Linked DNA regions of Mus musculus: regions 1, 2, 3, 4, 5 and 6 are each linked to region 7. A link is a loop called in an ENCODE intact Hi-C map of the cell type or tissue named here. Cell type or tissue: heart. All regions are shown on one strand. Region 1 overlaps Mtap (methylthioadenosine phosphorylase). Region 2 holds the start of Cdkn2a (cyclin dependent kinase inhibitor 2A). Region 3 holds the start of Gm12610 (predicted gene 12610). Region 4 holds the start of Gm34457 (a long non-coding RNA gene). Region 5 has its middle 4.4 kb from the start of Gm34457. Region 6 overlaps Gm12610 (predicted gene 12610). Region 7 has its middle 160 kb from the start of Dmrta1.

Evidence for each region. A loop is a pair of places that touch in the nucleus more often than their neighbours do. Peaks named below come from ENCODE experiments on the same cell type or tissue, not always from the same donor. Only the 100,000 strongest peaks of a DNase experiment are listed, where the experiment ranks them.
Region 1: a loop joins it to region 7, with 8 times the contacts of the local background. A loop is called at or near these places in 37 of 42 quality-filtered maps.
Region 2: a loop joins it to region 7, with 3 times the contacts of the local background. A loop is called at or near these places in 17 of 42 quality-filtered maps.
Region 3: it touches region 7 in a loop (3-fold over the local background); 18 of 42 quality-filtered maps call a loop at or near these places.
Region 4: it touches region 7 in a loop (2.9-fold over the local background); 20 of 42 quality-filtered maps call a loop at or near these places.
Region 5: a loop joins it to region 7, with 2.9 times the contacts of the local background. A loop is called at or near these places in 19 of 42 quality-filtered maps.
Region 6: a loop joins it to region 7, with 2.3 times the contacts of the local background. A loop is called at or near these places in 2 of 42 quality-filtered maps.

The regions. Positions count from the first base shown.
Region 1 is chr4:89,143,528-89,147,527 of GRCm38, reverse strand. All of the region lies in intron 1 of Mtap (methylthioadenosine phosphorylase), which reads right to left. Among named protein-coding and RNA genes, the nearest start is that of Mtap, 8.2 kb to the right of the region's middle. In heart, CTCF peaks have their summits at 1,006 (motif pointing left) and 1,974 (motif pointing left); a DNase peak (open chromatin) is centred at 1,957.
Region 2 is chr4:89,280,035-89,284,034 of GRCm38, reverse strand. Cdkn2a (cyclin dependent kinase inhibitor 2A) reads left to right here and starts at 1,843. Exons shown (of 3, transcript NM_001040654.1): 1 at 1,843-2,049. The coding sequence starts at 1,924. In heart, a CTCF peak has its summit at 1,747; a DNase peak (open chromatin) is centred at 1,814; H3K4me3 peaks cover 627 bases; H3K27me3 peaks cover 3,202 bases.
Region 3 is chr4:89,292,689-89,296,688 of GRCm38, reverse strand. Gm12610 (predicted gene 12610) reads right to left here and starts at 1,509. Exons shown (of 10, transcript NR_132431.1): 1 at 1,492-1,509; 2 at 1-136. It also overlaps a transcript of Cdkn2a not described here. In heart, a CTCF peak has its summit at 1,775; DNase peaks (open chromatin) are centred at 1,628 and 2,388; H3K4me3 peaks cover 1,821 bases; H3K27me3 peaks cover 3,448 bases.
Region 4 is chr4:88,870,805-88,874,804 of GRCm38, reverse strand. It overlaps Gm34457 (a long non-coding RNA gene), which reads right to left and starts at 2,878. Exons shown (of 3, transcript XR_390701.3): 1 at 2,815-2,878; 2 at 1,461-1,571. In heart, a CTCF peak has its summit at 1,912 (motif pointing left); no DNase peak of the experiment used is centred here; H3K27me3 peaks cover 569 bases.
Region 5 is chr4:88,865,477-88,869,476 of GRCm38, reverse strand. No RefSeq gene overlaps it. Among named protein-coding and RNA genes, the nearest start is that of Gm34457, 4.4 kb to the left of the region's middle. In heart, a CTCF peak has its summit at 1,907 (motif pointing right); DNase peaks (open chromatin) are centred at 1,086, 1,176 and 1,916; H3K4me3 peaks cover 1,418 bases; H3K27ac peaks cover 583 bases; H3K27me3 peaks cover 559 bases.
Region 6 is chr4:89,467,624-89,471,623 of GRCm38, reverse strand. All of the region lies in intron 7 of Gm12610 (predicted gene 12610), which reads right to left. Among named protein-coding and RNA genes, the nearest start is that of Cdkn2b, 160 kb to the right of the region's middle. In heart, no CTCF peak of the experiment used is centred here; a DNase peak (open chromatin) is centred at 1,533; H3K27ac peaks cover 870 bases.
Region 7 is chr4:89,523,288-89,527,287 of GRCm38, reverse strand. No RefSeq gene overlaps it. Among named protein-coding and RNA genes, the nearest start is that of Dmrta1, 160 kb to the left of the region's middle. In heart, a CTCF peak has its summit at 2,393; a DNase peak (open chromatin) is centred at 2,537; H3K4me3 peaks cover 1,773 bases; H3K27ac peaks cover 454 bases; H3K27me3 peaks cover 609 bases.

The DNA of each region.
Region 1 (4,000 bases), 380 kb after region 7:
TTCTTTGCATGCCACTATAACCACCTGGAAGGGAATGCAGGTTAAAGATGAGTGACATGACAAGCCCATACTAATATATATATATATATATATATATATATACTAAGTCAAAGGCTGTTCATATGTATACATATACAGCAGACAGTATTTCATACATTGTATAATTCAAATATTTATTCAAAGTAATTTTAATTTTGTTTTTGTTTTGTTTTTGAGACAGGGTTTCTCTGTATAGCCCTGGCTGTCCTGGAACTCACTTTGTAGACCAGGCTGGCTGCAAAGGTGTGCGCCACCCCCCCACCCCCCTCCCCGCTAGTAGTTTTAATTTTTTATGTTTAAGCATTTTTTTTTTCAGTTTCCTAAGACTTCCTGGAAATCCATGTTCTTATAAAAAGTGGAGAAAGAAACCTGATCCTGTGAGTTGATCTGGAGTTGGAGGGATGGCTCAACAGTTATGAGCATTTCCAGCAACCACAGTGTCTCACAACCATCTGTACCCCAGCTCTAGGAGGTCCGACACCTTCTTTTGGCTGCTGAAGGCAATGTGCATATATGGTTGCCAGACACATGCAGACAAAACACCAATGCACATAAAATAAAAATAAATGAATCTTTAAAAAAAAATTGAGTTGATCTAACAAAGCCTAAGAAACAAACCAGAACAATTACAAAGATAAACATTAAAGTCTTAACATTAAAAAACTAAGTAACATTATCATTATGAAACTTTATGTTGACTCCCTAAAGAACACAGGACTTAAACAGGTCAACAGCAGGCTACAACATGGGACTTTGGGAGAAAGCTCATAGAAAAAGACCCCAGCACTTTTTACAATGAAAGGGTGTAAACGAATTGTCACTGAATAATATTCTTACAAAGGAAAATAGAAGTTTCTGGCTCAACAGGGTAAAGTTCCAAACTAAAGAATTTATGAGATTTTGCTGTAGGATGGCAGATTTACATTTCCTGGTGGCTAAAACAGTTGACACTGATGCCACCTTGTGGTACATTATTGAAATTACAGCAGATGTATTTTATATCAACTAAAGGGGAAAGACTGACCAGTCAACATATTGGTGATTTCAAATCAACAACAGTTATTTGTTTAATATGCTTAAGGTCAACCAATCTATAAAATCATTCTATTTTACAAAAGCCCAGCACTTCTGCTGGCGTGGCTTCTCCGTTGTATCTTTCACATCTCTGGGCTAACAGACTGTCCAGCCCATGTCCTCACACTGGGCAAAAGAAAGCAACAGAAGAAACAACTATCAGTTGACTCATTGGGAATTTAGCTACTAGGCTTAGAGGCAGGAGGATCAGAAGTTCCAGACTGTCTTTTGATATATAGGGAGCCTGTGGCCAGCTTGAGCTACAAAATATGAAACAAAAGCCAAAATCAAACAAAAAGCAAACAAACAAAAAAAACCTTCAAACTTTTTACTTATGACCGCTTTGCTTAATCATTTCAAGAAGTCCCCTAGGCTACCCCATCTCAGATTCTGAGTCAACACTGACAACACTGACCTTTCAGGCTTGAATACGAAACAGATCTCATTTTGTTTTGGAAGTACTCTCAGAATGCAGCAAGCTAGCACAGTAGGAATGGAAGCAGCAATCGGAACAGGCTAGCTCCTGAAACTCGTCCTCCCTCATCTGCCAGCTCTGCTTCAGTCCAAACCCTCCCAGCGACACGACGGGCCTGCACTAGGGACCTCAGCCCTTAGCGAGGAGTGGGTAGTACTTGGCAGGAAAGCAGACTGACCAAGAAGACCACAGCAGTCTACAAAGCCCACCCGGTCATCCAGCTGGCTCTCACTGTTAATGGAAACCTGTACCCACACCTAAACCTACACCTGCTACAGGAAACCAGACTGGCAACTGAATACTGTACTGCCACACCAGGGAACAAACAGAACCTTGATGGAGGCCTGCAGTGTCAACATGTGGCCCACAGCACCACCTGCTGGCAGCACAAGCAAAGTACAGCTGGATGAAGCTCCCAAGCACTTCACCCCAGGTTAGCGCTGAACCGTATCTGATTTTCACAGATGCTCTCTTCTTACACAGGTCCTATGGCATTATTCCTGCTTTACAAAAAGAGCAGCAACGCCGTTTTCCAGCTTGAGCACCGTGTGCCAACTCCTAACATCCTCTGGGGACTTCCAGGAGCTCAAAGTCTACTAGAAAGGGTCACTGCCCATGATACAGAGACTAACCCTTGGTCGGGGCAAGCTTTTGCTCAAGGTGACGGAACACACTGTAGAGAGGCTCTGGGTAGCTGGGCGAGCATCTACGGCAGTGGTTCTCAACTGTCCAAATGCTGTGACCCTTTAATACAGCCCCTGACTTGTGACCCCCAACCATAAAATGATGTTACTTCATAACCGTAGTTTTGCTACTGTAATAAATCTTAATGTAACTATCTACTATGCAATCCCCAAAGGGGTGGTGACCCACAGGTTGAGAACCGTGATCAAGGACACCACTGAGAAACCCATCAACCACTCTCAGGAGGCAGCAATACCTTATCAGATCCCAAATCCAGGTGACTCTAGAATGCCTAAAAATGGGTTAAAGGGCTGAGACAGAACAGATGGATCAACTCTGTACATCCAGAAAGTCTTCACTACACAAAACAAGGTTTCTGAAAGAGGGACATGTTTAACTGTTAGATTTCCCACCAGTCACCTCAAAAAGAATGCCTGCGACTTTGGACCTTACAGCTACATTCCCTAAAACCAGATACATACCCTATGTACTTCCCCTGGTGCCTCAAAACCAGGACTTCACCTACCTTGCCTGGTCTCAGGAACCATCCTTTTGAGCCCTGTATGCCCTGCCTCCCAGAGGTACTCACAAACACCAAAGATAGAACAGCTGAGATGAACCCATGTAACGAAATGGGTGGCTTTTGAGCATGTCAAGTTCAAGGTGAGGAAAGACAGCTAGGGTGGGATCTAGCCCAATCCCTCTCTGGGATTTCAGTCCTTCAGCTCCAGTTACCACCAACAAATATGGAGGGACTATGTGTATGGTTTTATAGGACCCCATTTATGGTCCTGACTTACGGGGATCAAGAGACCAAATGCTTGCGCCCGAGAGGTCTGTACAAAACCTGCAATACGAACTAGACAGCACATCCCCAAAGTAAATGTGATGGTCTGTATTATGCTTGGCCCTGGGAGCAGCAGTATTGAGAGGTGTGGCCGTGTTACAGTAGGTGTGTCACTGTGGGCGTGTGCTTTATTTAATACCCTAGTCCTAGCTGCCTGGAAGTGAGTATTCTGCTGGCAGCCTTCAAATGAGGATGTAGAACTCTTAGCTCCTCCTGCGCCATGCCTGGCTGGGTGCTACCATGTTCCTGCCTTGATGATAGTGGACTGAACCTTTGAACTTGTAAGCCAGCCCCAATTAAATGTTGTCCTTATAAGAGTTGCTTTGGGGGGCTGGAGAGATGGCTCAGTGGTTAAGAGCACTGACTGCTCTTCCGAAGGTCCTGAGTTCAAATCCCAGCAACCACATGGTGGCTCACAACCACCTGTAATGAGATCTGATGCCCTCTCCTGGTGTGTCTGAAGTCAGCTACAGTGTACTTAAGATATAATAAATAATAAATAAATCTTTAAAAAAAAAAGAGTTGCTTTGGTCTTGGTGTCTGCTCACAGCAGTAAAACCCTAACATAAGCTTTCTCCACAGGGAACGCCTATGGGCCAGACTGTGCCCCAGTCCAAACCTATATACAGATGTTGTGATGCTCACTACTTGAGTGGATTTGGAGTCAGGGTTGAACCTAACGGACACAGATACACCCAGAAGGAAGAGCACAAGGAGCCTGCACATTGAAGCTCCCAGAGAAGAGGCCACCCCCAGCTTAAAGATTCTACAGGGCTGATGGACTGATTAGAACTTCTGGATTGGGGCTGATCCAGAGTCAAATCTTAGGCCACACCCCTGGTTCTCTTGCCCACCCACAACCTATCTAACATCCTAGTTTC
Region 2 (4,000 bases), 240 kb after region 7:
TTAGAACACAGGAACTTTTGCGACCACAGTGATGCTTTTAGAGGGTTGAATCCTCAAAAAGAAAATTAATCGCAACTAGTAGAAGGGAGATTACTTATTGATTCTTATAACTTCTGCAGGAATACACAGTTATGAGTTAGGGCAAAGAGAAAATTGACTTTTAATATTCTCTATCACTAACATGAGAGAACATGTATGTGTTCCAAAATAATTTTTATTTATTGAAAACCCGCTATATACCTGGATTTTCACAGAATATTCATTACTCTCCAAAATGGCCTTTTCTAGGTGAATTTTATTTTCCTTACAGACCTCAAGAAGTTTACATAATTTACTTAAACCTGAGGAGAGAGAACAAAGCCTCAGAAAATTTACATAGTTTATTTAAACTAAACTCAGCTTGCTTGGTAGCAGCTTCTAATCCCAGCAGTTAAAGAGACAGAAGCAGGGCCAACCTGGGGTATAATATAAGGTGAGACTCTCCTTTCTTTCTCTCTGTCTCTGTCTGTCTCTGTCTCTGTGTGTGTGTGTGTGTGTGTGTGTGTGTGTGTGTGTCTCCTCTCTCTCTCTCTCTCTCTCTCTCTCTCTCTCTCTGTCTCTCTCTCCCTCCCCCTCCCTCCCTCTCCCCCTCCTCTCTCCCTCCCTCTCCCTCCCCCCCCCCCACACATTTGAATTCGTGGAGTTGGTAAATGAGGGGTCAGTTCTCTGTCTGTCTGTAGTTTTGTGTCCACAGGATATGACTGACATTCTCACCACACACATACAAAGTCAAAAATAGCTGTGGCCATATAAAGAATATGGGGAGAGAAAATTATTCAAAATCTGCAGAAAATAATGCCAGGCCTTTAATCCTGGCACCCAGGAGGCAGAAGGGAGACAGAGTTCTGAGTTTATGCTGAGTTCCAGGAGTGGAAGAAAGGGCCATTGCCTTTCTGGTGAGGACTGTCTTTTTAAATCCTCCCTTCTGTCCAGTACTGGTAACTCTGCCCAAAGCGTGTTCTTCTTCCTGCCTCACAAGATTGCAAAGACGTTTTTAACGAACAATTTAAACCGGTGCAACGTTTATGCGCAGCACACCAACTCATTTAAACAAACAACAGCCCCATAAAATAGAAATACTTTATAAGCAGATTGCCCTCCGATGACTTCACCCCGTCACTTTTTTATAGTTGTGTACAGAATCCTAGCACTGATACAGCAACATCAGAAATGTTTCTGCAAATCCTTCGCAAAGATTCGGATTTCATACTGGGCGTGGTACCCTCCAAAATGAGTTGTTTGAGCTAGGGTTGTTGGGATCTCAGCTTGGCGAAGTTGTAGCTCTTTCTTCTGAATAAAAGATGACACAATTTTCTGCTAAGATGTTAAATACCTTAAGTTTCAGTGTAGTGATGAAAATTACCCTCCTTCGTTTTTCTAATACCTGGGTGTTGCACTGGGGAGGAAGGAGAGATTTCGAGAAGGACTAGTTCACTTTCTCAGAAGACACGTGTGCACTTCTTTGCTGTGCGGGTCCAGAAGGAGCCCAGCGTGTCAAAGGGTGACCAGGCATGGGGGAGGGGTGTTAGCGTGGGTAGCAGGCGGGGGCTGTCCGATCCTTTAGCGCTGTTTCAACGCCCAGCTCTCCTCCTGAACCCTGCATCTCTTCTGTAGTCCGGGCTCCATCCCTTTCCCCTCCCCCATCCGGAGGTGGGGGGAACAGCAGTGTTTTCAGGGGTGTTCAATTCATGCTATATTCAGGGCAAATAGCGCCACCTATGGCGGGCTGTGGAGCCAGGTCAGGAGCAGAGTGTGGCTCCCCCCCCCCCCCACACCATCCTCAGAGGAAGGAAGGAGGGACCCACTGGTCACACGACTGGGCGATTGGGCGGGCACTGAATCTCCGCGAGGAAAGCGAACTCGAGGAGAGCCATCTGGAGCAGCATGGAGTCCGCTGCAGACAGACTGGCCAGGGCGGCGGCCCAGGGCCGTGTGCATGACGTGCGGGCACTGCTGGAAGCCGGGGTTTCGCCCAACGCCCCGAACTCTTTCGGTCGTACCCCGATTCAGGTAGGCAAGGAGTGTCCCATCTGCAGTCGGGTAACTTTTGTTCAGGAAGAGATAACATTTCAATTACCATTTGAAATGCATACCCCAGATATTTTTGTTTGTTTGTTTGTTTTTGTTGTTGCTGCTGCCCACCGGAGCCACCCATTAAACTAACTTGTTATAGTGAAACCATTTTGGCATCGAGTTTTCAGTGTCTTATTTTTGAGAAGTCTTGTTTCTCCCATCTACTGTCAGCTGATTAATTCTGGTCTTGCTTTTACCAGATTACTAAGTTTCAGCCTAAAAGGAGTCCTGGCCCTAGAAATGTCTGTAACTATCCTTTCTAACTCTAACAAAGAAAATTCCCGTGAAACAAATGTGCATTCCAGAGCCTGTGCATAATAAGCTGAAGAAAAAGAACATCGGTTTCAACTTGACTAAAAAGGCTGGAAGGTGCCTTCTGAAACTGCAACATAGACTATATTTTACACACTTTAAATCACAGAATAAAAATAAACAAACGAGTTTGGGACCTTGAGATCATTTGCAAGTCAAGCGTGGAAACCTCTTTGATTCTAGACAGGTTGGGTGGTTGTGCGAGATAAATGTGAACCTTTTAAAATAACGTGTCTATAGTTTGCAGTTTAACATTTGCAGTGTTACCAGTTGCTGAGAAGTTTGCCTTTGGAGTCCTAAAATATGTAAGAGAGGACCGTATTCATTGAATACAGAAAAGTTAAGAAAGTTGGGTAGATAGTTTTAACGGGGAAGGAGGAAGTTGGTTTGGTTTCAGAGCCATAACCCATTTGATGTTCAGGCAGAAATGCTGGGGGGGGGGGAGGAGAGGAGAGGAGAGGAGAGGAGAGGAGGAAGAGGAGGAGGAGGAGGAGGAGGAGAGAGGGGAGGGGAGGGGAGGGGAGATAAGCCTAGAAGAGAGAAGAGAAGAGAAGAGAAGAGAAGAGAAGAGAAGAGAAGAGAAGAGAAGAGAAGAGAAGAGAAGAGAAGAGAAGAGGAAAAATAAGCCAGGCTGGTTTTTTTGGGGGTGTTTGTTTGTTTGTTTTTTAATCCCAGAATCAAGAGACAGAGGCAAACTAATCTTTTCAGTTCTAGGTCAGCAGGGATGACATAGAGAAAACCCTGTATAGAAACACCTCCCCCCTAACAAAAGAAGAGTAGAAAGAAAATAACAAAACAAAAAAACCCAAGGTACTTTCTTAAAGGATTTAGTATTCATTTTATTTTTGCTATTTCAACTTTTCCATACCATAAAAGATGTGAGCATTTTTTTTCCTATCACAGGGTTTCCCCTTCTACCTTTATTATTTTTTTATTCTCCCCAACTCCCTCCCCAACCCTTCTACTTTCCCTCCCAGGTCCCTCCCTCCCTCCCCACTTGTGATTGCTTTCTTCAGATGTGAGCAATTTTTAAAACCAATTTTATGAGCAAGATGGAGGTCTTCAACACACAGTATTGTTACTTTCTCTTTTCTGTAGTTCCTTTACAGTTTTGCTGAAACCTAAGTTAGTTTTACTTTCTTCGGAGAATGATTCAGCAATACTAGTGCAATTATATTATCTTCATTATTTTATATGTGTATATATATATGAGAGAGAGAGAAATTCATCTTAGAAATCACACATAATTCTGAGTGCCTACGTCCACTGCCTTCCCTCTCTTCTCTGCCTCCATCAGCACTGAATAAGAGATGTCTGAAGTTATAAAACCATCTGTGGCCAACAAAACCGTGTTGGATGAGCTGATGACACTCCAGCCCCTCTACCACACACACACACACACACACACACACACACACACACACACACACACACACACACGGAACACATGGGAGGAGAAGGGAGGGAGGGAGGGATGATGGACTTTTGAGGAGTTGAGAGAGCACAGAACCGCAAAGTGATTAGATCTTCCTCTTAGAAGCCAGAAGTTCCTGAAGGTTTATCAAGGTCCACTCTT
Region 3 (4,000 bases), 230 kb after region 7:
CAGTTGTCTCTGGCTCTTGACAACAGAAAGAGGCCTCAGCACCTGGTGATTCAGTGATCATCGTGGGTGGGGTCTAGCCTGTACCTGGGAAACCAAGCAGAGTTCAAGACTTGAGCTTCTCCACCTGACTTGTCACCTGTAAAATAAGGACAAAAGTCTCGTATTCAAAGGACAACTCTGAAGATAAAATGGGTGCTTTCAGCTTAAGTAAAAACACACATTCATTATCAGTTCATTATTAATTATTTTTGAAGAGCACATAGCCAAAAAGTCACTTAGAAGTCCAACAACCTTCATGATTGTATTTACACAAAGATGAAACTGCGGTTACTTCTCATCCAAAAGACAGAGAATAGACATCAGGCAACAGGGAATGGAACTTAAAAGTCCAAAGCTTCATATTTACATTCCTCAAAGAAGAGCTCTAGTAGCTCTCTTACTCAAATGGCAGCCCTAGGAAGTGGGAAAATGCCTTCTGCCCAGATACCTGGAGGAGCAGCAGCTTTTTGAAGAGGGAGAAAATTCCAGGTAGGGTAGCCCGAAGCCCCAGGGCCACCCACGGTATTTGGGAAATTCAAATTCTCTGTGGAGCTAACCCAAGGTATGCACTGGTTTGTTTTAACCCTACACTGATACTCAGGGAGCCCTCAAAACTCATTTTATTTAACGGATCCATTCTTCGATCCTAGATTTGAAAGGTTCCACTGCAAAGTCACATACTAGAGGGAAAGATGGAAAAGCAGCAGCTGGACCTGCCCTGCGGCTCTCAGTTGCAGCAAGGCCTTTGCTGGGTTAGTTTGGTTATTTCCAGGCCTTGCCATCTTCCTATGTCTAGTACTGGCATTTGGAATCCGCTCTATAAGACCCTGCCAGCTGTCACCCTGCTGTGGATTGCTACTTTACTGCAGCCAGACCACTAGGCCCGCGCTCGTAATGAAAGGCCACCAAGTCTCAGGGCCGCTAATCCAGGTTCCAAAAGCTAGCCTGGGTCCCACGTCATCTTGCACATCTGGGCCACCCAGATCAGCTAGGCTCCCGCCGGTGAACTCAGAACTAGTCCAGACGGATGGCCCTCTGTCCCGTGAGCACTGGACCCCAGGGCAGGCCTGCTACGGGGATCCTGGGCTTGACTTCCCGCTTTCTCAATCTCCGAGCTCCGGACCCGCGCGGAGCTAGGACTGACCAAGCGCGCTCCTTCTGTCCCCGGCCGGCGCTCCGATCAACTCGGCCCTCGGGTCAACCGCTCCTTTTTCTCCTTCCCCCACTTTTCCTGTTTCGCGGGGGCCGGGGTGGAGGCGGAGAAGGAGGCGAGGAGGCAGCGGAGAAGGGGGCAGCCGGGAGGGGGGAGGGGACCGGAGAAGGAGGCGACGCGGGGCGGGGAAAGAGGAAGAGCCGGGGATGCTCGCGCTTAAAACCGAAAATAAACAACGTCCTCGGGCTGCGGCCTCGTGTCTGCCCGACCGCGCGGGGGCCTGGCCGGGACACACTTACCGGTCCGCCGCGGCGTGCAGGCCCTGGTCCCGGGTACACGCAGCGGCTCTTCTCTGCGCGCTGTTCCCAACCGGAGGAGCGCAGCGTACCGCTAAGGGTTCAAAACGCCCGCGCGCGTCCTGATTGGCGGGCCGGCCCATGGCTGGCCTCGCCGATCTTCCTATTTTCTTCTTTTTATAGATGGACTCGGAGCAAGGGAAACCTCGCCGAGGGGCGTCAGGCATAGACGAAAGTTTCGGGACCCGAAAGTTAACCGGAGCGAAAGCCGATCGGCGCAGGAGACGTTGCCGGCCGGCTGCGAAAGGGCGCAGCTACTGCTAGGGGGCGGGCGGTGCGCACGCGTCCCGCGGCGCTGGCTGTCACCGCGATGGGTGGCGAGCGAAGCGAGCGGGATCCGGAGCGTGCCCTGCGCGGGAGGCAGCGGGACCCCGGATGCGGCAGGGCCCGCGCGCGCCTCCCCCTGGGCGCCTCTGGGAAGCTTTCCCGCGCGACTGGGGACCGCGCGCCTTGGGACTCGGGGGCGCGCCTGAGGGCGGAGATGGGCGTGGAGCAAAGATGGGCCGGGGGCGGCGCGTGGGTCTCGAGGTGCCTCAACGCCGAAGGGGCTGGGGGCGGCGCTTCTCACCTCGCTTGTCACAGTGAGGCCGCCGCTGAGGGAGTACAGCAGCGGGAGCATGGGTCGCAGGTTCTTGGTCACTGTGAGGATTCAGCGCGCGGGCCGCCCACTCCAAGAGAGGGTTTTCTTGGTGAAGTTCGTGCGATCCCGGAGACCCAGGACAGCGAGCTGCGCTCTGGCTTTCGTGAACATGTTGTTGAGGCTAGAGAGGATCTTGAGAAGAGGGCCGCACCGGAATCCTGGACCAGGTAGGAAAGGCCCTCCGAAGCTGCACGCACAGGTGCCGTGGCTCCGCGTGCTTCTGTGCATCCGCCCCACGAGGTAGAAGCAGGACGGGCCCCGGTGGGGACTTCAGGTGGGGGAGGGGAGGGGTCGCTTTCCCCCTTCGGCTTAGTTCCCGGGAGATGGAGTACTTTGCACACGGTGAGGCTGAAGGGGTCGGCTTCACGGTCCTCCTCAACCCTGCAAAAAAGGAGAAAAAAAGGGGGGAAAAAAAGAAAAAAAAAAAAGCCTAAGAGTTTTTCTAAACCTGTTTGCTATCTTAGAAATGAGTGGCCCCAACATTTCCTCGTTATGTTAGGAAACTGCAAACACACACACACACACACACACACACACACACACACGACCTTAGGTAAGGTGGTTTGTTTTCCAGAGCACTTTATTTGGCCCTGGGGTGGAGTGGGGGGGGGGGGGAATACCTGCTAAGGGTTTTGTTTTCTAAGGGATTACTTATTTCGCTCCCATCCACCAGGCCCTCAATCCTGCTCTCAGGGGTAGCAAAGGGAGAGAGAGACAGGGAGAGACACAGAAACAGAGACAGACAGCAGGAACAAGAATTGACTTCCTAAAATAGGAAGACAACATATCATGGTTTTAAATATAATCAATAGCTGCTACCCGATAGCAAGCACTAGGATTCTCTAGGATTTCTCGGGCCCATATAGACTTGACTGGCCATAGAGGTGAACCCTTCTTACCGGCTGGCCTAAATTCACTGAAACTTTTTTGTTCAGTGCTTTCTCGGTGCAGGATTACAACTTACACCTGCGGTCCCGGAGGAGTCAGAAGTAGTAATATTTTAAGAATAACAAACCACAATTAACATAGGTTTTAAATGAGGCCTAGTGCGTGAAAAATAGAATCTGTGGTACGTTTTGTACATCTCATGATCTGGAAAACTGAAAGGGAAAAAAAAGTATGTACACACAGCGTGCAAAATATCTTAGAGAATATGGGGATTCTAAAAGTGAACTCCCCACCCCCTGGAAAAGTTTTGTTTTGTTTTGTTTTTTTATCACAATCAATTAACTTTTAGGTGGAAATGTAAAACTATCAACACTCCGCAGGAGGGCTAGAGAAGCTGGTGTAGTGGCCTGGACCATAAAGAAAATGAAAGAGCAGAAAAGGAAAACTCTCAAACTTGTTTGTTTGGTTTTTGTTTGGTTGGTTGCTTTTTCAAGAAAAGAGTTTCTCTATATTGCCCTGGCTGTCCTGGAACTCACTCTGTAGGCCAGGCTGCCCTCAAACTCAAAGATCCACCTCTGCCGGTGTCCCCAGTGCTGGGACTAAAGGGATTTGAATTTGAATTTTTCCAAAAGTTAGTAGAGCGTTTATAAAGGATTTTGTGACTTGATTTCTAGCTTTGATTTTAGTTCATTTAAAAGCATTCACTGGACCCTAGGCGTCCTCCTTAATGGTGATTTTTTTTCTGCACAGCGTAGTTGTGCAGAAAAACACATCGACGCAGAAAACATCTAGCTTTGTGATATGTGCGTTTGAGTTGATAATGCTCAGCTCTATTTTAAAATTTTCTTTTATTACTCTAGTTGATATTTCTCCCTATATAATTATTTTATACAAGTAATTTGGTGCCTGGGGGAAGCTCTAGTT
Region 4 (4,000 bases), 650 kb after region 7:
AATGGAAACCTGAGGTGGGAGCTGGAGAGATGCTGTATGACAACACATAACCAGTGTGGACAAGGCGGGAGGAACTCAGTCATTAAAGCCCTTGCTGATCATGCAGAGGACCTGAGTCCAGTTCCCAGTCCTCACATGACAGCTAACAACCCTCTCTAACTCTAGTCCAGGGATCAAGAACACATGAGGTACATACATACAGGCAGGCAAAGCAGACACACACATCTAACAATAAATAAATATTTTTAAAAGTGGGGAAGGAAATAGAAACACTTGAGCCTTGTAGCAAGATTGTCTCCATGATTGCTTTACTAACTGCTCTGCAGTCATTCAGGAAAGATGAGAACTGCTCTGGTTGTCTAGACCAAGGATGCCCCACATCCCCAATGAGGTTTGGAAGAAAGCTTACCACTCAAACTGAAACAAAGAAGATCAAGAACAAGGAGGAAGACTGGGTGGAAGGGGAAGGGGGAGCAATAGCTGTGGGAAAGGCTGTGGGAGTCAGAGGGAATGGGGGACATTAGGAGAACATGGCCCACTGAATCAACTAAGCGGGACTCACATGTGCTCACAGAAACTAAAGCAGCAAGCACAGAGCCTACATGGGTCTATGCCAGACCCTTTACATCTATATTATAGCTCTTTGCTTAGTGGTTTGTGTGGGACTCTAACAGTGGAGAGAGGTGTATCTCTGACTCTTTCGCCTGCTCTTAGGACCCCCCCCCCAATTTGGTTGTCTTGCCTGGCATCAATCAATATGAGGGCTTTTGCCTTGTCTTATTGCATCTTGTTTTGTCCTGTTTGGCTGTTGTCTCTTGGAGGCCTTGGGGAAGAGTGGGGGGGGGGGGGGCGGGGAACTAGGTGGAATGTATGGTATGAGACAAAAGTCTACTTTTTAAAAAGTATGGCTGCAGTATTGCTCTCCCTGGTTGACAGTGTCTTTGGGGTCCAGTCCTTAACTGTGTGGATGGACAGAAGTTGAAGTGCTAAGTAACACAAGAAACTGGGCAGGAGATGATGGAGTGGGGCTAGAGAGCCTTCTAGACTAGGTTAAACTCTGACTATGAAATCACTTTCTTGGTATAACAATAGACTCTCTTGAGGATTCTACTTGGCTTGCTTCTGGTTCTGGTTCTGAGGATGTTGTCTGCAGAGACGAAGCAATACAAAATAAGACGTCCTGGCCGATAACAACTCAGTGACCAACAGTCCCAAGGGAAAACAAGCTTCTGGCAGATTAAAAACAGGAGAGAACGGTGGCTTCAGATGTCCCAATTATCAATAAAAGTATAAACTCGGAAACAGTCATTATACAAAGGATCTACAGTAGCCAATTTAATTTTTTAACATGAGCGCAGTAGGAAGACTGATAGTAACATAGGTGGGTGATAGGAAGGAAAGTTGAAGAACAAGTTTAACAACGGAAAAGTAAAGCAGAGAGCAGAAGGCTCATATTTCACCTTATTGGTGAATCGTGTCACCACGATTCAGTAAGCATGGGTCTTTCCACAGACGCTGTAGATTAACTGACGATCCACATTAGACTGGTCTTTCACTAAACAACAAACTGCCTGTTGATTTAAATAACAAAATATGGATAGTAATCTCGAACAAGTGAATACTTCACCCAAAGCTAACAAGGTACGCTTGAAAACGGTGCTATTAATCTTATACCACTACTAGGTAGACGGAGATTATTGTTTTTGAAAAAAGACTTTTTAAACTTACATTTTAATAGCAGGTTTGTCCTCTGTTCTATACAGTTGAGGGTATTTAAATGCCTGAGAGCCCAACTGTGCTTATTGAAGATGAATGTAATCTGGGGTTATCATAATTATCCAGAAGAACACATGAATATCTAGAATTGCTTGAGCAAATACATTATAGTGACTGATGTTATTCTGCCCTCTACTGGTGAAGATTGAAATTCACGCTGAGATGGGTTCCAGTCCAAAGACTGAATGACCAACGTGAATCAATCTCTCTCTCTCTTTCTCTCTCTTTCCCTCCCTCCCTCCCCTTTCCTCCCTTCCACTTTTTCTCTCTCCATCCTTCCCTCTCTTCCTCCCCCTCTCTCTCCCTCCCTCCTTCTCCAGGATCTCACTATGCAGCCTTGTCTGGCCCGGAACTTGATTTGCTGATCATGCTGGTTTTGAACTCACAGACATCTACCTGCCTTTGTCTCCAAAGCACTCGGATTAAAACCATGAATAACCACTCCTGGGTTGAACTAGAATGTCAGGGAATTTTTTCTCATAAAACAAAATGAGCAAAACAAACCAAAAAAGCAGAATTAGAATCTTGATTTATATATCTTGGTCAATTAATAAGAGCAGGGAAAAAATTGAACAGTATACAATCTCCTATTTACATTGCTAGGCCCATTATGTCATTCAAAACGGTCTGCATGCTGCTTTCCCCATATAAATGTAGCTACTGCCTTTCATCAAGAAGCCTCTCTTGGTAACAAATGGAGACCATCACAGAAAACCACAACTGGACACAATGTAGACAGCAACAGATCCTAGGAGAAGCAGCTCCAACAGATACATCTATATCCAGGTCACAGCTCCAGCATCTGCAACTCAGAGGACTCCAGGAAAGGGTCCAGAAGCAGATATATATATATATATTTCTGCAACCAAATGCCTTTCACCTTGTCCAGTGTCCTCCATATGCACATACAAGGGCTTGTGAAAAAGGTAAGGAATGGTTTCTTGACTTAACTTACCAAGATTTTCACTCTGTCATATACATTTCTATCAAGGCTCTGTTGGCCACTGAACAGTCTAGTGGCATTAGCTCTGCACTTACCCATTCTTCAGCATTTTCCCTCTGCAGGCTGAATTCCTAACCCGGCCACTTCTCCCTCCTCCTAGCCTGGGCATGGATATAAACATGTGTGTTATTAATGGTGACCACTGGACTGCAGCTATGCTGCAGGTTTCTATTTGCTGTGGGTATAACCAGAGGAGCCAGTTTAGGTGAGAGTCAGTGTCAGAGGGACTGGATGGAGCGTAGATGAAGCTCCTCCGACACCTGGTTTTGTTTTATTAATGCACACAGTCCCTGTTACTAACATGAATCAATTAAAGCCTGCCCAACTCTTTACTGGTCTGGGCCCTCCAATCTGTTGCCATTAAAGCAGAGACTTATTCTTTAATATCAACCAAGAACCAGTTGACTGCTTTGGTGATATGGGCAAGGGGGCTTAAATGGTAGGTCATAATTACTAGTGACTCATTCGCTCTATCTTTTTAGCAAGTGTTCTAGTTTGGTTTTTAAACACTTACCAAAAACAACTTAAGAAGAAAAAGATTTATTTCATCTTACAAGGCACACCATTATCAAGGGAAGCAAGGGCAGGAATCGGGAGGCAGGAACTGAAGCAGAGACCATGAAGGAGTGTTGCTTGCTTGCTTGCTTTCCCTGGCTTGCTCAGTCTGTCTGCTTGCTTCCTTCCTTTCTTTCTTAAAAGACATATTTGTGGTAGAAAGCTTTTTAATTGTTACTAAGTTTAAGACATATTTTCTTACTTTGGTACAAAATTTGTTTTGATACAAAATCAAGGTTTTCATTACTATAAATTTCTCCTATTGATACAAAAAATTTTGAAAGTACAGGGCTTAGATCCAGTCCTTCTATAACTGTTTTTATAAACTGGTCTGAGATGAATAAGCCGGTGAGTTAAGGGCCAAATAACAAATTCATGTCTCTAAGTTTATTGTTAGAGTGTTTTCAGATATTTAATTAGAAACAGCTGAGAGCAGTTAATGGACAACAGTCCAACAGATTACTTTACATAGATAGTTGGCTTTCAAAAACGTCAAAAATCACAGAATGTGACATTGAATGTTATTTATTCACTTGTGGTTGAGACAAATCTGCTTGTAACAGCTTCCCATTCATGGATTCAAAGAAGCAGCTGAACATCTAACCTCCAGGTGAGGCTGTACATTTGTGGCTAGGTGGCCACTGGGCAGAAATTGCCTATCTCTCT
Region 5 (4,000 bases), 660 kb after region 7:
TATAGCTGTCTCTGGAAAGACTCTCTGCCAGACCCTGACAAATACAGAGGCAGTGGTGGATACTCATTGGACTGAGCGCAGGGTCCCTGATGGAGGAGTTGGAGAAGGCACTGAAGGAGCTGAGGGGGTTTGCAGTCCCATGGAGGCGTTAACATGCCAGACCCTCTGGAGCTCATGGGGACTAGATCACCAACCAAAGAGTACCCATAGAGGGATCCATGGCTCCGGCCGCCGCATATGTGGCAGAAGATGGCCTTATTGGACATCAATCAGAGAGAGAAGTGGCCCTTGGGCCTGAGGTGGGGTTCGATGACCCAGTGAAGGGGAATGCCAGGGCGGGAAGGCAGGAGTGAGTGGGTGGGTGGGAGAGCACCCTCATAGAGGCAGGGGGAGGGTGGATGGGATGGGGGTTTCCGAAGGGGAGACCTGGAAAGAGGAAAACATTTGAAATGTAAATAAAGAAAATATCCAATTAAAAAATCAATGGGCTAGCCGGGCGTGGGGGAGGCAGAGGCAGGCGGATTTCTGAGTGCTAGGCCAGCCTGGTCTACAAAGTGAGTTCCAGGACAGAGAAACCCTATCTCGGAAAAACAAACAAACAAACAAACAAACAAACCAAAAAAACAATGGGATATGATATTTAAGAAGAATTCGTTTATCAGTCAAACATGATACTTTCCTCTGCAGCCTTGCTCTTAGTTCCTTGGGCTCCCTTCCACAGTGTAGTTAAGGGTGGTGTCAGGTGCTGTGACTTCACAGCAGGTAGGAGGTCCAAAAACCCATTCTTTCCTTTCTCCCTACAGCTGCTCATTGCCCAAATTGCACGCACGTATGGTGCATATGGAGACTTGATGTTTTATAAAATAATCTCAAAGAATGACAGACAAAGAATATTCTGGCACTGGGTCAGTTTTTGTTAAGAAAGGACCTCCTGTGCCTTTTGGAGCCAGCCAACCAGATAGTCCTCTGTGCTGCCTTCTGGGATGAGGATAACGGGGGGGGGGGGGGGGGGGGCAGGGGGCGTGGATATCAGCTACGCGCGGTTTCCTGCCTCTATGACGTCACTGTAGCGGGTCATTCCTTCCGCCCCAAAAGCACATCTCACAAACAAGCACATACCACTCTCAGCAGTTGCCCGAAACTTTCGCTTTTTTCCCGTGGTTTTTCACTTTTCAAAGAAACTCAGAGTCACAAGGAAAGCGAAACACCTGTGCGGATGGGCGGCACATGGAGACAGGAAAACACTGCGGCAGGGGAATAAGCGGATTCTTTGGGCGAGAAAGCTGGTGGAGAGGAAAGGCACCCGTGCGGCGCCAGTGCCTGTGGGTGCATATTGGTCCGCACCGTGGGAGAGCCCCTATGCGGGGGCGTGCACATCACTGACTGCACAGGGATCACTCTGCCAGAGGAATGGTGTGTTTTCCTCTTTCCAGAGTTTAACCCAGGCTTTCACGCGGTTCCAGCTTCAACAAGCAGAGCGCCCTGTGACACTCAGCAGACAAACACTTTGGTATTCTGAGACAGCTCAGTTTGTAGAGGACTCACTAGAGAGAATATACAGGAAAGATACCAAAATAACATTCAGGGGACATTAATGCACTTTCTGCTCCAAGAGCCCCATCCCTTCGTTCTTAGTGTTTGTATATTTATTCATGTAAGTGTGTGAACACATGCATCATGTCATACATATGACAAGCAGAAGACAGTATTCAGGAGTTGGTTCACTCTTCCACCATGGGACTTCTGAATCCGGCGATCACTGTGCCTTGGGGGAATCTGAAGTCCCTTCTCTCCTTCAGACACTAGGAAGGGGAAATTTTTATTTGGCCCAGGAGCACAAATGTTTTCCTGCTAAACAAGAGTTTTGAGGCAAGTCACAGCCCAGAAATCCAGCAGGACCAAGCTGCACATCACCAGAGCGGCCAGCAGATGGAGCAGGAGGACTATGGGGAAATGACGCTGTGAGAAGAGGATGGCAGTGGAGTGAACGGGATTCTACGTTCTGTGAAGATACCCTGCGTGTGTGTGTGTGTGTGTGTGTGTGTGTGTGTGTGTGTGTGTGTGTGTGTGTGTGTGTGTGTGTGTGTGTGTGTGTAAAATTCTTAAACAGGGAACACACAGTTTGCATTTTCTGAACATTTATCTAAGCTTGAACTTTGTTCTCATTTGTGAATTTTTCATATGACTAAGACAGTGACATCCATTCAGGCTACTGATTACATTATTAAAGTTAATATTTCCAGTAAATTTCAGATATGCCAATTCAAATGGATACTTACCCCTCAATGAGAAATACTCTAAGCTTGTGGCCAGGTGTGTGTGTGTTCACAAGCACACTTACACACTGAATCACTTCTATCCCACATGCAAACATCACTCTTCTTGGCCTATGAGAAGCTTTGGGTCCTCATTCTCACCTCCCCTTTTACCTAGAATTCTCACCATAACAGGTTTCTGTGTTTAGTTGGGGACTTATATTGTTGTTGGGTGGTATCTTTTTTAAAAATCAACATCTTCCTCAACATCTCCAGCTGACCTAGAACTTTCAGAAATCCTCCCCTCCCTCCTCAGCATTCCAAATTTAGGGATTTAATACACTACCTGCATCAAGAAACTTTCTTGGAATGAGATTTTTGCTCACTGTTGTGTAACTTACAGCAGAGCCTGCTGGCTCCTGGTAAATGATCTCTGGTGTCTTCTGTCCTTAAACACATCTACTCGGGGCACGTGGCTGTACTTTAAAGGAGCCACAAGGCTGGGATTAATACTTCGCCCTCTGCCCACATTTTTAAACTGAGGTCAACTATGCTATCTCCATCCCCACTCCTAGGTCCCAGTCATCCTGAAAACCACCCACATTCTCTTTAGGTGCTTAGGGAGACTCCAGTCCAACAAGAACATCGGGTCCCCAGCAGGTCTACTCCCAAGGTGCTTATCACACCTGACAGTTCTCTCAGCTTTACAGAAGGGGACTTGTGTCTTTGTTACAAAAATGATAAAAACTCTAAGTCTTTGCCCCTAACCCTATAGTGTTTTCCTGAAAGAGCCTGGCTCTCATGGTATTACTTTCTCTTCTCCTTTGGCGGGACCCTAGCTATCAAAGATGTCAACAGCCTTCTGATGGCGAGAGCAAACATTTGCTCTGTCTGAGTAGGTAAATGAAGCACTTGTTGCAATATTTTACATTCAATCGCCAATTTTTATTTTGCCACACACAACTTTTATTGTTGAACTCTCTTAGGTAATGATTGAACAAGTTTCATTATTTTGTGAGCTAGGCGCATAGGTGACAGTGTTTCTCCTTGCAAGTCTATGTCACCAAAGTGTATTGGCATAGGGTCAGGTACAGTAGGCTTTACGTATACAAAAAGGATTTTAAAATATCTTGTCCTTGTATAACCAGTGCTTATCCTTTGTAAGCTTGGAATTAATTTGGTTGAAGAAAATTGCACGACTCTCGATAGTTTATGTTTGACTAAGATTAGGTAAGTAAAATAAACTACCGGAAACAAAAGTTCTAAGAAGGTTCAAAACATCCCTTTTTTAAAATTTAAGTTTTTATCAAGAGAATCTAGTTGCCCCCAGTTCCTGATGACTCTCTTTGGTTTGTTTGTCTCTCTGTGATTCATTGTAGCAATAAAGGACACCAGGAGAACATACATGTTCAAGAATGAAACTTGCTTTATTCATGCTTTTTATTTTAAATTTAAATAACAATAACATAATAAATTCTATGAGCTATTTTTACTTAGAGGTGCTTTGACTTGGAGTGCTGTGCTGTTCTTATATCACTTCCTGGGTCACATTGAGCTTAATGAAGGCTAAAGGCACGGAAGGAGTGAAGGCATGGAAGGAGCCACAAAGGGCTGGGCCTTTAAAAAAAATTTTTTTTTCAAGATAGAAAATTTTATTTCTCCTTTCAATGTTCATAGAAAGAAAAACTCTGTCATTTTGTGGGGAAAGAGAAACAAATAGAAGTCCAAATGTCATGAAAATGAAA
Region 6 (4,000 bases), 56 kb after region 7:
TCCCTGTGCAACTACTGATAGTTACGGTTGCTAAGGGAAGGGGTGTCACTTTCTTCCCACTAGTAACTTGCCTGTGCTCTAATAAATAACTTCACATATTTATGCCAGTAACCAGAACTGAACTCAGTGAGACACACACACACACACACACACACACACACACACACACACACACACCCTGAAAGTGAGAGGAGACTTGGTGGTAAAAGGAGAATTTTTAGTGGAAGAAAGTGGTATGAGAGAGGTAATGAGGACTAAACTTGACTGAAATTCATTATGTTTGGTGTATGTGTGTATATAAATATATCTCTGTATATATATACATTTCTATGAAATTGTCAAAAAATTTTTAGAATAGACATTAATAAAAGATGAATGCTATAAACTTAGAAAATCAATACATGTGGCTTATGTAGATGATTCTTAGGTGTGTGATTATTTTATATACACGCATATACATCTGGCTCTACTAAATAAAGTATCTGACTAGTTTCAGAAGGCAATGCTAGTGAGTGGCAGATATATAAACACCTAACATATGTTTATGAGAGTCTTTAAAGTGTTTTTGGCATGGGACTCTAACATCCTATCATAGAGAGTTACAAACTATTTGTGTTAAAGGCCAGAGAATAAATATTTTAATGTTGTGAGGCCACATAGGCTCTGTTGAAACTGCTCATTCGGCTGAATGTGTGAATACTTAAGTAAAGCTGTGTCCCAACACACAAGCAAGAGGCCAAGTTCAGCCAATGGGCCATATGGTCAGTCTCTGAATAGAGTAGCAGAAGCGTAGGAAAATGAATAAGATGAAATTGCACAGATCTTAACTATACAAAAAGTACTGTAAAAAATGCTACAGAGAAGAGCATTAAGTAACAGTATCTTTTTATTTAGGTCAAGTAAATACTTTGTAGTCCCCATTTTCCTATGCTTTCACTTTTGGATGTATTAAAAATGGGGAAATAGTCACAGCTACGTGGGGGGGGGGCTGACTCCAGGAGTTCAGGGTCAGCATGAACATGTGAAGAGCTCTGTCAATAACAACAGTAACACAAATAATTTAAAGAGAAAGAGAACAGGAAGGGGTGGAGTAAAGAGAAGAAATGGAAAAAAAATGCCTGTGCCGTTGTTAGGAAACCAGACATTCCCAGACTTACTAAGGTTGGAAAATAATCCTTTTGCCATATTGATAAAAATTCGGGAAAACATTTGTTACCTCTATTCCAATTCTCATTTTAAAAAACAGGCATGTTTTAAGCTTTAGAAATGACACTTTGGAATAGTCTCCTTTTTCTTCTCTCAAATCAATTCAGATTGTTGGTGATCAGAGAAATCCTTCAGTTTGTCCGGAGTCTGGGACGTTATGAACTCCCCCAAAGCCACAGTGCTGGAAAATGGCCTGCTTTCCTAAAGCTCTTTTTAATGACTCATGTTCTTAATCGCCTCTGTTCAAGTGACAAAAGAACCACTGTTGTTAGGCGGGATGTGCAGCACATTACACAAGTTTACCCTGGCAGGCCGCTGGGCCGAGCTGCAAGCCTGTGTCAGCAATTTTAGGTCCCACTAATAGGAATACAGATGGCCCTGTGAGCCGTTGGGACATCTCACAGGGCCAATCAAAACATGGAAAACAAAGGCTTTTATCAGATCCATGCTGACCACAGCTCCCTACGGTATTGCTAAAGCCATATTCCTCTCTTAACTTTCCATATACAAAAGAGCTCTCACCTGACAGAAACCAGATTTCACTGACGGCCTAGGGCCCAAGTTTGTTGTTCTGCCGGGTATGTAATTACCCCCTTAGGAAATGGGAAAATGAAGCCTTTTTTGGTCTTTCTCTGGGAACTTAAAAAACAACTCAAGTAGCTTTGAACACACAAGATGCAAATGAAAGACAGTGGCAACAGTTGGGCTAATTCTGAGCAGGTCTGGGAAAATGAAAGTGTTATCTGAGACTCTTGCAAGGAGAGAGACTGCTCTTCTTAAAGTATCTTCTGTTTTGCTGTCCACAAGCGAGCCTTCGTCATGCACAATAAAGTCGGCCACCTCCTCTTCAGCTCACACTATCTCCCTCAGAAGGATGTGCTCTTCTAAGAGGATGCCAGTACCCAACAACTTAACTTACTTTGTCTGTAATAGACATATGCTCTTATTGAGGGAGAGTCCTCTGTGTGTGTGTGTGTGTGTGTGTGTGTGTGTTTGTGTGTGTGTGTTTGTGTGTGTGTTTGTGTGTGTGTCTGTGTGTGTGTCTGTATGTGTGACTGTGTGTCTATGTATCTGTGTGTCTGTGTATCTGTGTGTGTGTCTATGTGTGTCTGTGTGTGTCTGTGTGACTGTCTCTGTGTCTGTGTATCTGTATATGTGTGTGTGTGTGTGTGTGTGTGTGTGTGTGTGTGTGTGTGTGTGAGACAGAGACAGACAGAGAGAGACAGAGACAGACAGACAGAGAGACAGAGAGAATGACTCTATGGAATATTTACTAAAAACAAAAAATTTAGTTGAAACAGGATGACCAGCCTGATTGTATATGCTTTAGTTCTGACTCTAGAGAACTAGTAAAATTTCTCCTGCTGCAAAGATGTACAGCAATCACCCCAAATCTCAATAACTGATGTGAGTGAGCATTCATTTTTCCCCTACAATCTGCAGGCCTATGGTGATTCTGTAAGGCTTAGCAGCATTCAGACTTTAGACGGGCTTCGTTCTGGGTTCTGCAGCTACTGGGCACTATCAGTGGGCCACAGGAAGGAGATCAGAGACAGGGGAGAGTAAGGTGTCAGCTGGGACCTAGCATGAAGTTGCTTCTGCTGCTTTCCACTGGTCTAAGCAAGCCCAAGATCAAGAGTGCAGGGAAACAGATTATCAGCAATATACCAGGATGAGGAAGAGAGGAAGATCTGTAGGAAAATGAAAATTCCACCCTGTTAAATAAGTAAAATTCATAGCTGGGCGTGGTGGTGCATGCCTTTAATCCCAGCACTTGGGAGGCAGAGGCAGGCGGATTTCTGAGTTCGAGGCTAGCCTGGTCTACAAAGTGAGTTCCAGGTCAGCCAGGGCTACACAGAGAAACCCTGTCTTGAAAAACAGAAACAAACAAAAAAAAGAAAAAAAAAAGAAAAATTCATAGTTTCAACTTCTAGAGAGAGAGAGAGAGAGAGAGAGAGAGAGAGAGAGAGAGAGAGAATTCTAGCTCATCCAGTATTAAGGCTCTTAAGATGAGCAATAGCTTTAACATTTCTATTACATTTACTAAGTTAAAGGGTGGGAGGAGTGTTACACACGCCATAGTATGTATATGAAGCTCAGAGGATACTGTAAAGGATTGGATCTCCCCTACCAGGTAGGTTCCAGGGATTGAACTTGGATCTTTAGGCTTGGCAGAAAGTGCCTTCCCCCATTGAGTCACTTCACTTTGACCAAGGGAACAGCGTACCTAAGTACCAGACAGAGGCTTAGAGTCATATTTTTCCTCATACATAGAGACTACAATCAAAGTACAATGTGATCAGTTCCGTGAGATCTGTACAAAGCATCCTAGGAGCAGGTAATGAGGTGAGTTATCCTGTTGCTCCGGATGCATATATACATATAAAAGATGCATATATACAGATGCATATATACGGATGCATATATATGGATGCATATATCCGAATGCATATATACATATAAAAGAATTAGGGATGGGGATGCAAATGAAAAAGGCCAGGAGATGGAAGATGTCATTGGCAGTGTTTACTTCTGAGCATGAAAAGAAGAACTACAGCAAATATGAAAGAAAATTGTCGTTCAATGAGTCTAGACACTTGAAGGACTGAAGTCCATTATGTTTTGAAATATTTTAATTATTAAAATATTTTAATTATTTTTATAAAGGGGGTTGGGAAATATTGGGCAGAGAAGCAAAGCTGGTTTTCACAGGCCATGGTGTTCTAGAGAAAAAGCTAGAAGAGTGTAAGAGGCGTGAGGTTTCTGGGGCTGCTGAAACTGGATTACTAAAATC
Region 7 (4,000 bases):
TGAAATGCAAAAGAGAATCTTAGCTATGCAACTCAGTGGGGATGGATCAGGGTGCTACTCACAGAGTTCTGTTTGAGGTAGTGAACACTTCTGTCCAGAAGGCAAGCACAGGGACGGTTATACTCCAGGGGGAAGCCACTGAACATGGGCTTTGCACAGTTTAGTGTCTGCTGGACGTTGTCCAGGTTGTCTCCAGTGTTCCTGTCGGCTCCCCAGCTAATTAGAGTCACCTCTATTGACAGATGTGGCAAAGGTCACTGCTCTGGGGACTTGGCTGAGGAGGGAGCATTTCACTGTCCTCGAGTGTGAAGACAAATAAGACATTACCCTAAAAGGTTCAAGCTCAAAGGGAATGCAGAGGTCAAAGATTCCCTGGACGTCTTGCACTCAGGTTCAAAAGCACCAACTGGACTGGATAGCAATAGCTCTGGAACCCAAGCCTGAAGGACTGATTGATTGGGAATAGGCATGGACGTGGTATGACGGGGCAGCCCAAGCCAAGCCAAAGCCAATATACGGTGACAAATATACACCCATCTATACACAAGGAATACACATGCAAAGACGCTTTAAAGATAACTTACCTCATGGGTGAGCCCCATCTGTGCTATCACCAAAGACCCAACATGGCTTCAATGATAGTCCCATCTAATGGTCACACAGATGGCCCTGACGAGCCAAATGGGTCACAGAACAAAACCAAATGTCAGAAATCTGTGAAACAGGGAAAATAGAGAGGAATAAAAGAGATGATGGGGGAGAGGGGTTGTAAAAGGGAGCTGGAGTAACCATAATGCACTGTATAGATTATGTAATTGTCAAAGAACTAACTTATTTAAAAGATACATTCTGTACATACATAAGCTTGTCAAGGGAAAAAAATATGGTTTAAAGATGCAGAGATCCACAGCAAAGCATTACAAGGGACTCAGTGAATCCAAAGGAAAAAGAAGAAGAGGAAAGATTGTAGGAGCCAGAAAGGTCAAGGACACCACCAGAAAACCCACAGAATCAACAAATGAACTCCTAAGGGCTCACTGAGACTGAAGCGGCAGTCAGGGAGCCTGCGTGGGTCTAACCTCTGCATATATGATAGTTATGTAACTTAGTGTTCTTGTAGAACTCCTAACAGAGGAAGTTGGGGCTGTTTCTGAAGCTCTTGCCTGCCTTTGAGACCCTTGTCCTTCGACTGGTTCACCTTGTCCACCCTTAATAGGAGGAGAGGTAGGTACCTAGCCTTACTGAAACTTGATATGCCACGGTTAATTGCTATCCCAGAGAGCCCGTCCATTTTCTGAAGGGAAACTGAGTAGTAGTGGTTGGGGAGGGAGGAGAGACTGGGAAGAGAGAAGAGAGGGAAAATACTGTGGTTGGGATATGAAAGAATAAATTGATTTAAAAAAATAAATAAAAGTATTGTTTAAGAAAATTACATTCTAGATTACATAAAGTGAATTTTAAACGAAATGAATTAACCTTAAATTTTATTTATTTTTACACGAATTGCATCACACTAAATTTTCTCTTATTTGAAAGAGCCGGCATAAAGAGTTACCAACTCAAACCAGGGGTTAGAAAACTATAACCTGGGCTGGTGAGATGGCTCAGTGGGTAAGAGCACCTGACTGCTCTTCCAAAGGTCAGAAGTTCAAATCCCAGCAACCACATGGTGGCTCACAACCATCTTTAACGAGATCTGACTGGAGTGTCTGAGGACAGCTACAGTGTACTTACATATAATAAATAAATAAATAAATCTTTTAAAAAATGTTAAAAAAAAAAAAGAAAAAGAAAAGAAAACTACAGCCTATGGTTAAATCTTGGGCTCAGCCTATTTTTGAAAATCGATTTTTACTGGAAGGTGGAAAATATGAAAACCTCTCAAAAATGATAACTTGTATTCTCCATTAGCTGAATTTTCAGCAATGGACAACTATTGTTTATACATTTATTTTAGAGACATTTATTACTAACACCTTGTAGTCCCAGAAAACAATAAGAGCAATGTACAGCGTAGTCAATCATTATAAAGCAGGGGGGAAAAAAGACTCTTTCTATTACCATAGAGTTCTTATGTCTGAGTCTCTCTCAAAATGACTCTCAGCTTATCAGTTTAGTTGACCCAGTTGTGGCCACTCTGCAGCCCTTAGAGCTTTCCTTGTGTGGCACAGTGTGTTCCTTACAAGGAATTAAGCCGAGAGAATTCGGTCTAACGGCAGTAAAAGGCAGAAGTGAGAATTTAGCTGACTCTACCACCACGCCGTTTTATCTTGAAGCTTCTGGGAAACTTTAGTTGCTTTGTGAAGGTGTTGTGGAAAAAGAGACAAGTTGCCTCCGGGGTTGCTAACTTCGCCGATTTTCTTTCCGTTTGAAGAACACAACCAACAAACCGCCACTAGGTGTCCTCAACACCAAACTAATCCTCACTTCGGCACTTTCAGAGGCGAACTCGCAGGGACACGGGACTCAGGAGTTCCCCCCGAGGGACAGATCAAAACCCCGTGCACTCAGCACGGCTCTCTGAGTGAAAAGAAGTTCCCGGCAACAGCATCCGAAACTTCGGATCTCAGCTTTTAGTACGGAAAGGCCGGATGGTGGGGTGGAGACCCTCCTACGCTGAACGGGAACAAGAGAGGCCAATTTGAAGCCGCCCTGCCTCGCAGCAACTTCAAATGCGCAGAGAATATGCATTGGGTTCTAACTGCTTTTGTTTTTTGTTTTTAATTTATTTTTTATTATGCTTTTGTTTTCTTTACGGCGTTTGCAAATAAGAAGCCATTGTTCGGCTAAGCCTGTTCATTCGTTTTTTCACGAGAAGACAGTAATATTACTGAGTCCGCAGTCAGAGTCGCCAACTCCATCCCGATTCTCATCCATCCGGACGCTCCTCTGCTTGTCTTTTCCAGTTCTCCCCTCCCTCGCCCCCCATCTTTCCCTCCTCTATTTCTTCTCAACGGTATCTAAATCTACCACCTTTACACACATAGTGCGCTTTCCTGGTTAAAATATGAATATTTACATATTCAGTGGAAATAGGATTTCTTGACTTTGAAAAGTCAATAAAAGGGGAAAGAAAAGGAAGAGGTGCTAGAGATGGCTCAGTTGTTGCGTGCTTACTGCTCTGCAGAGGATCCGGGTCCTGTTTCCAGCACCCACATGGCAGATCACCACTACCTGTAACTCTACTTCCAGGAGAACAAAGGACCTCATCTGTCCTCCATGGGCTCTTGAACATATGCATACACTCAGGCACGTATACATAAAATAACTAAATATTTAAAAATGAATAGGAGGAGGAAAGGGGTGGGGGTGAGAAAGCAAGCAGGTAACTGCCCAAATCGACCCAAAAGTTATGGACCATAAGGTCACATGGTGGGAACCGGTGGGAACCGGGAGCTGCAGAAGGCATTTCCCTTCATCTTTCCTGCCTCCACTCCGGATTCTTTATCATGTTCCAGGAATTTCTAATCTCACCACAGCCAGATGACTCACAGCGGCTGACTGGCTGTCTAGGCTTCTACCTAACACCTGTAAAGATAAACCCTGGTTAAAACAGCACTCATTGCAGGGTGGCCTTTGCAGATGGCCAGGGGGATTTTCAGAGTTGAGTTCAATTTTTCCCCTCAAAGGCTCACAGACCTTGATCTTAATTTCAGACATATTTGTGTCTGACAGCCAGAGGCTAGCTACACACCAGGAATAACCTCCCATGGACCAGACCTGCTGCTTGGGGAGAGGAACACAGGAGTACAGCAATCCTTATTTGGGACCACAAAGGGTTTTGGTTTGCAAGCTACTCAGACCAACCTTCTTCGTACTCACTTCACTGCCCCAGGCTGCCTTTTAGGGGCGTGTCATTTTCTCTCTGATCAATTGAGAGGTTCTTTCTAACTAACGTCTCTCCATGCGAGGCATACAGAAACAGTGGGCCATACGGTCAGATTCAAAATATAAATGTTAAATAGTGTCCTTCCAGGCAAGTGATAAAGAAAATAATCAA